Linked DNA regions of Mus musculus: region 1 is linked to region 2. The links are chromatin contacts, found by Hi-C or POLR2A ChIA-PET in ENCODE. All regions are on one chromosome and are shown on one strand. The core of a region is the stretch at or near the end of the contact, and the rest is flanking DNA. Distances in the headings are between cores, read along the strand shown.

Region 1 (4,964 bases), core at 2,384-4,883, 51 kb before region 2:
AAATGTCTCATTCCGGAAAAGAAACACCATTAGCCTAAGGCTCTGGGGGCAAGGAATGCAGAATGGGAGGGAGAAGAGCGTCAATTCAGATGGCAAGAGAGAACCAAACAGACAAGGCAAGGGCCGCACTGAACACACGGCAGGGAAGGAGAACTCCGGCTATACCTAAGGTAGCATACCTAAGGTAGCATGGGCCTGGGCCAGGCCATCTTCAATTTCCCCCAGTACGGTGTGCTCTGCTGACAAGAAGCTCTCAGCAGCCTCCCGGCACCGCAACAACTGCTGAATGGCTTGCTCTATGGATTCAAAGGAAAAATGCCTCACAACAGATACAGATCTAGTCCTGGACACGAGAGACCACGTTGCAAGGTCTCTATCGGTTAGGTCAAAGTGAAAATGCCTCTTTATCTCACGGAGTCAACAGCCGGGCATTCCAGGGAAGCTGTTGGTTGCTTATGTTTTCTCTTTCAGTAAAAGAGGTGTTAGATGAGGCTTCCTCACATTTACCCTGGGCTTCTAACATCCATTTTCCAACCAACATTTAACAACCAACTCTACATTCCTCCTGTAATCATTAGTTTTCTTGACTCTAGGCTAAAGGTCAACTTCAGAATCTAGGCTAGAATAGTCAAAACAGATTCCTACCATGTCAGGGTCTAACATCGAGTTCTGCAAATCCCTTTCTGAAAAGAGAGGAGTCCTTTCTTTCTCTCAGCTCTCAGCTCAGGCTAGCTACCGAGCTCTACTCCTGAGTCACACCACGAGCCCAGGCAGCACTCAGGACTTGCTGCTGCTGCTGAGGGCAGAGCAACCTTCTCGGAGCTTAGGTCCTTAAGCTGGGAATCAGATGATGGCATTGGACCTCTGGAGCCACACAAAGCCCATGGAAGTCAGACAGCCTTTCTGGTGCTCGAGCTGCTAGAACTATCTGGCGCAGCAGACACAGCTTAAACCATCAGGAAGACTTTCAAGGGCACCAGAGTAACAGCTGGTCACAGTCTGGTCTCACTGGCCTACATAGCCATCTTGTGGCTGGTGCTGGGATAATTAAATTCAAGTCCTCAGTCATTTATTGAGGACTGCTCAGTAAGGCAAGGTGATACCAAAATAAACAAGGGAAGGGCTGAGGCCTAGGGCGAGGGAGCCAATCTCACCTGGTTTACCGGTTCGGAGAAGCTTCTGGGCCATGCAGACCTGTTGCTGAAGGTCCTGCAGGCGAGAGACTAGCTGGTCCCTGCTGACAGAGTTTGTGCAAGATTCGTTGCTACAGCTCAGCACATCATTTCCCTGTGGAAGTCAGTTCTATTTTTATTCCTAAGCGAGAACAGTTATCAATACTGCATATTGCATGTACTTGAGCTAAGGAGTCACTGACCTGATGAGGAAGAGACTTCTTCAATAACACACGCAAACAAGGCCTGAGTGAATTCTGATAGCAATTCTAATGAAAGAAGCAGCTAATCCCACTCTGAGGTTTAATTTTTGAACAGAATTGATAAGCGTTTGTAATCCTTTTCACCTTAGCAGCCCCTCTCATCTCCTTTTGGGACCAGGACTTTAGATGATAAACACACGTATAATGGCTATTTTAAAACGCCATAGGAAAACCAATATAGAAAGCTGGATGGGTGGTGGTAGTGTACAGCAGCACTCTGGAGGCAGAGGCAGGCAGATCTCAGTGAATTTGAGGGTAGCCTGGTCTACAGAGTGAGTTCCAGGACAGCCAGGGCTACACAGAGAAACCCTGTCTCAAAAACAGACAAATAAACAAACACAGAACTCTGGATGTGGTGACACATTGCAGTAAAGTGGCACTTGGAAACTAAAGGCAGTAGGATGGCAATTCTGAGGCCAGTCAGCTTTAGAATAAATTCTAGATCAACCCTGCAGGAAGAGAGGAAGAAGCAGAAGAGAGATATGGCTCAAAGGATAATCATCTTACTAGGAATCTATCAGGGAAAGCCAGGTATAGGCCTGTAAATATCACTGCATTTGAGAAGCTGGGACACGAGGATCTCAAGTTTGAGGCCAGCCTGGGCTCTGAAGTGAACTCTAGGTTATCTGGGGATACAGAGTAGAAGGAAGACTGTCTCAAGAGTGAGCAGGATCGAGGGAGCACTAATGCACAGGGCGCTTAGGCCCAGCATGGTGGCACACCTGGGAGAGGTAGCAGAGGGCAGGAGCCAAGGCTACACAGAGAGACGCTGCCTAAAACACAAAACAAAACAAAACATGCTGGGGAAGGCTTCATTCTTGACCCTTGGCTTTACAATTTTCAACACAGCCAATTCCATTTACTTATTTCTAATGAGAATGCCATGCTCTGGTGTGGAGACCATTTTGCATTGGGGCATGAATGTTGAAGACTCCAGTGTCTACACCATTACCTGGCAGTAGCACCCAAGGGTCTGCTCTCATGCTCTCCACTGTGGCTCTTCCCTCTGGGTCAAAGGCTGAGGGAAAACTATGTGGGTCGGATTTTCCCACAGTTACTACAGAGTGTGTCTGATGAGGCCAGCACAGAGAGATGGAATTGAACAGACAGAAAATCCACAATCTGGGTCCCCAGATTAAACCATCTCTGAAATAGCTCCTTGGAATGGTGATCTCTTAGATGGGGTGTCACTTGAGACTGGCCTCCGACTTGAGATCCTTCTTCCTCAGCCTCCTGAGTGCTAGGGTTACCAGTACCCAAGTGCTAGGCCTGATGCACAACTTTTGATGACTTATTTGAGCAAGTAAATTTCTAGGGCTTTTTTTTTTTTTTTTTTTTTGGTCCCTTTGTGTAATTTAAGATTTTGTGTCACTTATAGGGAAAATATTAGGAAATACAACCTGTGTTTTCTGCAGGACCGGGCGACATGTAGGGAGGAGTTACAAGAAGGGAAGCAGGAATGGTTCTCCTGGCGACTGACAACCTTTAGCTGGAGCCCTGCCCCTGGGAACAGCAGAGATTTACCTGCATGAGCGCTCTGCAAGTCTTACAACAGAAGGCTTCCCATCTGGGAGCTGCAGCTGCTCTCAGTGTCTCAGCGTGACAGGCCCCACAGCGGCAGTCAAAGAAGTACTGAGAACTCAGCCTCTGCTGCCTCTCAGCAACGCCCATCCGGCTCTCGTGAGGCCCTGGAGAGAGATTACCCACAGTTCCTAGTCACACCAAGAGAGTCAATGCCTACTCTACCGAGGGGCTGGCCTAGTCATCACGTGACTGGCATGGTGGTGCTGGGTTGGGGTCCTGGCTCAGTGATAGACACTAGCCTAGCCTATATGAGGTTGGGTACTCTGCCCTATCATCTCAGAAAAAACAACAAAACACGGGTGAAAGTGGATACGTTTCCAAGCTGCTGGGGCAGGAAGAAAGAAGCCAAGAAAGTGCTCCTCGCTCATTTTCAGGATAGGCTGTCTACAAGGCATGGAGGGATATGGCTCACTGCCCTCAACGGGCTTTTTTATTACAGCCAGAAGACCTTTTTTATTGGCCCAAGGATGCATTGCCCTTTCCAGGAAAGACTCAGAGGATGAGTAGAGGCACTGGGCCCATATCTGCTGATTCCTGTCCCCTTATCCTTTTCATGTGAGGTGTGAGGCACAGCAGGGTAGTGGAAAGAAAGGCTGGCTCACCATAGCAGTGCAGAATCTCCTGTCCTTTTGCGATCCTCTGTGCTGCCCGGACGGTGGCGACAGTGCCAGTGAAGGACACACTGGTGTTGGGCCTGCAGGAGTGGTTCAGGAGGCTGACAACAGGGAAGATGCCTGTGGCAAGGCGTATCTGCCTGCTGTTGGTAATGATGCTCTCGTTAGACCCTGGAAGTGCAAGAACAGAAGGAAATGTGCGTCAGGACATTTGTCCCGTCCTTGTCATCTATTCCCCAGAAGATGAACTGAGCAGCTGGGCCTGAAGCCCATCTGAGTCATGGCTCTGCAGCCGGATCCGACAGAAATCAGATGGAACATGACTCATCGCAAACTCTGGTCCCCAGGAAGCAAAGTGAATGAGCACACACCGAAGCCTAACCATTATGTCTGTGTGCCACTCAAAACCCCAAGACTAGAATTTATAAAAAAAATAATCAAAAAGGGATTACCAGTGGGGTGCTTTCTAGACAGTTTCATAATACTTGTAGGACGCAGAAGCATAGCACTCCTAAGATTATCTCCCCACGATGTTTGAAGTCTAGGTGCTTTGGTTCAACTGCTCTTTGGTTGGCTACTAGAACGAGCATCCTGTCAGTGTAGCTCAGTTTATTTACTTACGCACCTTAAGTGTGTGCAAAACCCCGCAGCCTTCTTCATCCTACCCTTTGTCTAAAATTTTTGGAAACTGCTCTGCAGTCTCAGGTAAGCAAACCGTCTGTCCATGTTTTATTGAAGGTAGTCACTGCTCTGAAATCTCAGAGAAGCAAACTGTCTGTGCATGTTTTATTGAAGGTAGTCTTATGCCTCAGACAACCTCTTTTGTAGTACAGTCAGCTAGCACGACAACTGCAAGGAAGGAAGAAAGGGGCCTCTAGGCAGTGATGCCGGTCTCTATGAACTTCCATTCACACATATGTGAGTTCCTCATACCATGTGCACGGCTATGCTTAGTTAGGTTAGATTTCTGTTGCTATGGCAAAACTCTATTTTAAAAAAAGCAAAGGAAAGGTATGCTGAGGGATGCATGCTTGTAATTCTAACATTTGAGAGGCTGGGAAGAGAGGCTCAGCCTGGGCCATATAACTGATCTTGGCTTAAACAAAACCAAAAAAACCCCCCAAAAAACAGGCAGCAAAAGATGAGTTGGTTAACAAAAGTTAACAGTGGTCAAGGCGCTGGCAAGTGGACCTGGGAGACATGTAAGACCCAAGCTCTAACAGCCTACCTGCTCTTTAAACAAAATGCTAACTGATTTGGTTATGGAGTTTCTCAGGCCAAAGAAGTTCAGAAGCAGAGATCCTCCACGCGGGGAACACACAGCAGGGTTT
Region 2 (5,025 bases), core at 2,226-4,725:
CTGCACATGTACATGCATGCACATGGTACACACACATACACAGAAGTAAAAAGAGATTTAAATTGAAAATCATTAAAAAGAAAAATCAGGGCTCAGCAAACTTTCCGTGTAGAAAACTAGAGTACTTAGGCTTTGAAAGCCAAGAAGTGGATATTAATTATAGTTATTCATTATAGCAGAGATTTCTAAAACCTTTTGACAAAACTAAAAAATATAACAGAGTGTATTTTTTTTGTAATGTAAGTTTACTAATGGCAGCAGTGGGATTAGTTTCTTTTTTAGATTATTGTTATTATTTTTATTAATTATTAGTGTTTTTGTGTTTATTCATATTCCACAGCATGTGTGTGGAATTGGATTTCTGCTTCCACCTTTGTGTGGGTCCTAGAGATTGAACTCAAGTCATCAAGCTTGCACAGTAGGTGGTCAGGCTTACACAGTAGGTGGTCAGGCTTGTATCTTTGGAAGGCAAGCATTTTACTTCCTGTGCCAGCTCACTGGCCTTCTTTGTTTAAAAAAAGAAAAAAAAAGTCCTTTTTTGTTTAATTAGGGTTCATGGCCAGTGCTCTTTATCTTAAAATCAACTGCAAACTTTTATCTGGTAAAAAGCCATCCTTAGCTGTGGTCCTAGGAGAAAAACATACAGTTGGATGGCTTTATCCTGCAGGCTTAGTTTGATCATCTCTCTTTGAAGATATAATCAGCTCACATCACACTCAAGCCTCTGCCAACGAGTTTTCTACTTCTGTTCAACAAACTACCCAAGCTGAGCAGCTCCAAACAACAGCCAGTTATGATCCTCACAGTCCGGTGGGTCAGAAGCCTAAGCGGGCGTGGCTACCTCGCTGCTATTGCCTGACCCTGCTCGGTGCATCCACATTCACATCCTTTCCTGGTGAGTGTGGTTCTTTGACTGGTTTTGTTCCAATTTTTAGTATATGTGCTGCTGAAACAATCTTTTTGCCTCTGCCTCCAGACTGCAGGGATTAATGTTCTTGACTGCCACAGAGCACTAATATTTACTGAACATGTGATCATGTGGTGCTCAGCACTCTTGCACCCAAGGCTCGGGGAACATGGAGGAAGAGGGGGTGGAAAGATTCCAAGAACCAGAGGAAGAAGAAAGTCAGAGGTGAGACTGCATCTCCTAGAAATGTCAGGGACATTTCTAGACCTCTGAAGTCTCAAGAACAAGGCCTGAAAGTCTTATTTATATAGGTTAACCTGAAAGGGGAAAAAATTCTTACAGGGGTCCAACGTTAGACAAAGAACTCTAAGCAACTAAGGAATGTTGGGGGGGGGGTAGTCTTCCCCAGGGAACACTCCTCTACCCTTCAAGCCCCACCCAAGCTGGTTATCCAAAACAAACTGGTCAGTCCTGAAGCCATATACGCACAAGTAACATCATATGGATGGGCAGATTGCATTTAGGAATACACACATACACACACACAACTTAAAAAGAGAGGCCATGAATTTAAGAGAGAGCAAAGCAAAGTGGGAAGGGGTACATGGGAAGGTTGGAGGCAGGAAGTAGGGAAATGATGTAATTATATTTTAATTTCAGATAATTAAAAATTAAAAAATAAGATTTGCTGAGTAAATGAGACTTCTACCTATGTATACATTTACTAGGTTGTGATATAAAATGTCTATCTCACCAGTGAATGCAGTCCATAGAATTTGAAAATTTCTGGGTCTCAACTAAACAATTGCTAGGGTTCTTTCTCACTATTAGTACTGAATGAGCTTCTATGGGCAGCTACACAACCTGCACCATATCCTTTGAGTGACAGCACTGGGACGACAGCAAGATACTAAATTACTTAAGTATAACACATACCAAAAGAGGAAAGCAGTTATGCCTACCCATTCTATAATCACAGACTAGGGAGAAACGTGAAAACCAACAGTAACTGCTAAATGCCCCATACTATAAAAAATATAAAGCTACTCTCTCCTATAAAAAAGAGATATTCAGACCAAATGACAAGGCAGAACATTTTCCAGACCAAAATTTCCCTGAAGTTTCCATTCACTTACTGAAGAAGGGAAGAAGAAGGAAGGAAGATGTCGCTCAAAGTCTCTGCTGTAGAAATTGTGTCCTGCACAGACTTCGGGAGTGAAGCCCACTTCTTAAGTAGGTAGGACTTCCATTCATCCACCGGTAGATCCATGCTGCCGCAGCTCTGTAAAGTCAGAACATGAAGATTCAGCTTTCTATTAATGCATAGTTCTAGAAAATCGAGATTTCATCCTACCAAGTGACACGCAACCAAAATCATTTCTTCTGGGGTTTTCTATAGCTGTTGATATGCTGAAGGAGAGTTAATCTGTGGTGTGGTACCAATTCACCCAGACATATTCTTTGGAACTGTTTGAGAAACTATAGTAGGTTGTGGTTGTACAAACAGAGATCAAAATACCAGTAGATGGCTACTATTCCAGTCTTTCTAGACCTGTTTACCTTAGTTGCCCAAAGTTTTCCAGACTTCTTACTCCAGCAACTATGAAGTTAAATATTTTCATTTCTTAGACGGCTCAGTTTTCTGTTTTGATCTCCAGGTCTTTCTTTCAGTTCATATAGCCTCTCTCCCTTTTTATTTTTATTACTTTTTTTTTTTGAGACCGGATCTTATGTTAGCCTGGCTGGCTTCGAACTCAGAGATCTGCCTGCTTTTACCTCGAATGCCACCACGCCTGGGTCCCAAATTTTGATTTTTCAGGGTCTCATTTAGTTCAGGTTGACCTCGAACTCAACGGTGTTAAGGGTGACCTTGAACTTTTGCTGCTTCTACATCCCAAAGGCTGGGATTACAAACAGATCAGAGCCAGCCAGCACGCCAGGCTCTCCAATACTTTTGCATAGGCCATTTGGGCTTTTAGGAACATCACTATCCTCACTGGAATCCACCTGACAAATTTCTACACACACTTTAACTCAGTTCAAACCGCATCGCCTCTCGAAAGCCTGATTGATTTTTGACCCCCACTCTGGAGCTCCACATGTGTGGCCCATATCGCGTCTACCATCCTTGAGGCTGGGTTCCTTGCGGCCACAACTCTCAGGTGGAACTCAAGAGGGCGGAGACTGAGTCTGATTTACCTTGTTTATCCCACAGTGCCAAGCTCTGGGCCTGGCACCGGCGCCGGGCACGCACTGCGTGAAGAAGTACCCAGGTCACTGCTTTGACTATATTTAGCAGCAGTTACCAGGGGAGAGCTCCGACTGTTCCCTGGGTTGCCATTCTGTCTGTCCGCCAAAGGACTGGGCGGGCAAAGTTCCGACAGCTGGCGGGGGAACAACTCAGTAGCACCGCGCTGACACAGGCGCACTGCGACCCAGCGCCCCGCCCTCACGTCCCGCCATCCCGCCACTAGGCCTCGAACCCGGCCTCGGAAGAGTCACGTGCTCTGCCTGCCGCGCGGTAGCCAATGCGGTGGCTATCGGCGTCTAGGCCCGCCCCTCGCACCGCGCTCACGCTGGGGGCGGATCGGCACGCACAGTTGCTCTAGCCAATCGTTGAGCAGCCCGCGGGACCCCGGCAGAGAAGCTCAGGCGGTGCAAGAGCGCGAGCGCGGGAGTTAGCGGTGCAGCCATGGTGGGACACCTGAGCGAGGGGGCCATCGAGGTAAGGAGACGACCCTGAGCGGGCTCGATGGCCCTAGCAGCGCGGCCTTGGAGCGGTGCAAAGAGGACCCGGGGAGGGAGCCGCTGTCGATCGGGAGAGCGTCAGGGAGGAAATTATACGGCCGCGGGGGAGCATCCCGGGGTCTCTAAGACCATCAGAGGATGCTGGAGGCAACCCGGTACTGGCAGAAGAACTCACGAGTTTTTTTAGTTTGTTTACATCTAAGAAAACAAGACAAATAAACATGCCGCTGTCTATCTTCGGCGGCCTCTGTTTCCTCCCTTTCTCCATCACCCCAAACTTTTTGGACTTGTTTTCGGCTGTTTTACTTCTTTTACATCCTCCTAACTCATTATTGCTACTAGACATCTCTCTGGTCACGAGAGAGAAAACGCTGACCGAAGTCACCAGTGGCTTCCCAGTAGCCAAATCAGAAGACATTTTAAAATTTTTCAGCCGACCTAATTGTTTGAGCTTGTTGGCTTCTTTCTGCTAACACTCCTCTCTTGCTAGTGTTCTGTGTTTCATGTTGACAACTTTTTCCTTATTTTACCGGCAAACCCCATAGATTTTTTTGTCGAGCCAAGGCCCTCTGCAGACTAGTTTATAGCCCTTCACCTGCATGTTATTAATTCTTTCCTGCTGAGCTTCCTTCGATCTGCCCTCTATCTTCAAAGTCATTTTCAATTGAACATATATCAGAGCAAATCCTTTATGTCCCTCTAAGTCTGAATTTTAAAAAAGAGTGTGTGTGCGCGTGCGCCAGTGTGTAGTATGTACACATATGTATGACATCTTGGGGATGGCGAATGTGCGTCGGATGCCAGAGGACAACTCTGGGACGTTGTTTCTCTTCCCACTCCGCTGTGGATTCTGTGGATTGAGCTCAGGTAGCTGGGCTTACACAGCAGGCACCTCTACCACAGAGCATCCTTTTGCCCGACTCTGGACACCTAGTCCATCACCAGTTGAAGTATATTTTAACTCCACACTTAACTTTTCCATCCCCACTGGAATAGTCTTTTTTTTTTTTAAAGATTTATTTATTGATTATATGTAAGTACACTGTAGCTGTCTTCATACACTCCAGAAGAGGGAGTCAGATCTTGTTACGGATGGTTGTGAGCCACCATGTGGTTGCTGGGATTTGAACTCCTGACCTTCGGAAGAGCAGTCGGGTGCTCTTACCCACTGAGCCATCTCACCAGCCCTGGAATAGTCTTTTGTTGGCTGAACTAGTCAATTTCAGTCAGCACACTCTTCTCACAGTCTCCTTGCCAGGCCTTGTTTGTTTTTTTCTTTTTAAATATATTTTTGCTCTAGAGGCCATTGATAGTTCCAGTTTCTTTTGCTACCACAGTGTTCCTGTTCAGCTCAGTTGTTACTGAGTTGG

The links. Hi-C counts contacts between places; a loop is a spot of excess contacts on that map. ChIA-PET counts read pairs that join two places held with the same protein, here RNA polymerase II (POLR2A).
Region 1: POLR2A ChIA-PET joins it to region 2 with 39 read pairs in Patski. The contact joins the enhancer-like site here to the promoter of Rpa1 in region 2. A Hi-C loop is called at or near these places in 1 of 37 maps with a recorded cell type or tissue (T-helper 2 cell). POLR2A ChIA-PET finds 5 or more read pairs at or near these places in 1 of 5 experiments (Patski).

Annotation. Positions count from the first base shown.
Region 1 is chr11:75,398,441-75,403,404 of GRCm38, reverse strand. It overlaps Smyd4 (SET and MYND domain containing 4), which reads right to left. Exons shown (of 11, transcript NM_001102611.1): 6 at 3,622-3,804; 7 at 2,960-3,123; 8 at 1,155-1,287; 9 at 180-296. Among named protein-coding and RNA genes, the nearest start is that of Serpinf1, 22 kb to the left of the region's middle. Within about 2 kb of position 3,633, at least 2 of the 3 ENCODE cell types and tissues checked have a DNase peak (open chromatin) inside an H3K27ac peak, as active enhancers do.
Region 2 is chr11:75,346,833-75,351,857 of GRCm38, reverse strand. Rpa1 (replication protein A1) reads left to right here and starts at 3,475. Exons shown (of 17, transcript NM_026653.2): 1 at 3,475-3,632. The coding sequence starts at 3,600. It overlaps Smyd4 (SET and MYND domain containing 4), which reads right to left and starts at 3,425. Exons shown (of 11, transcript NM_001102611.1): 1 at 3,107-3,425; 2 at 2,044-2,189. The coding sequence starts at 2,177.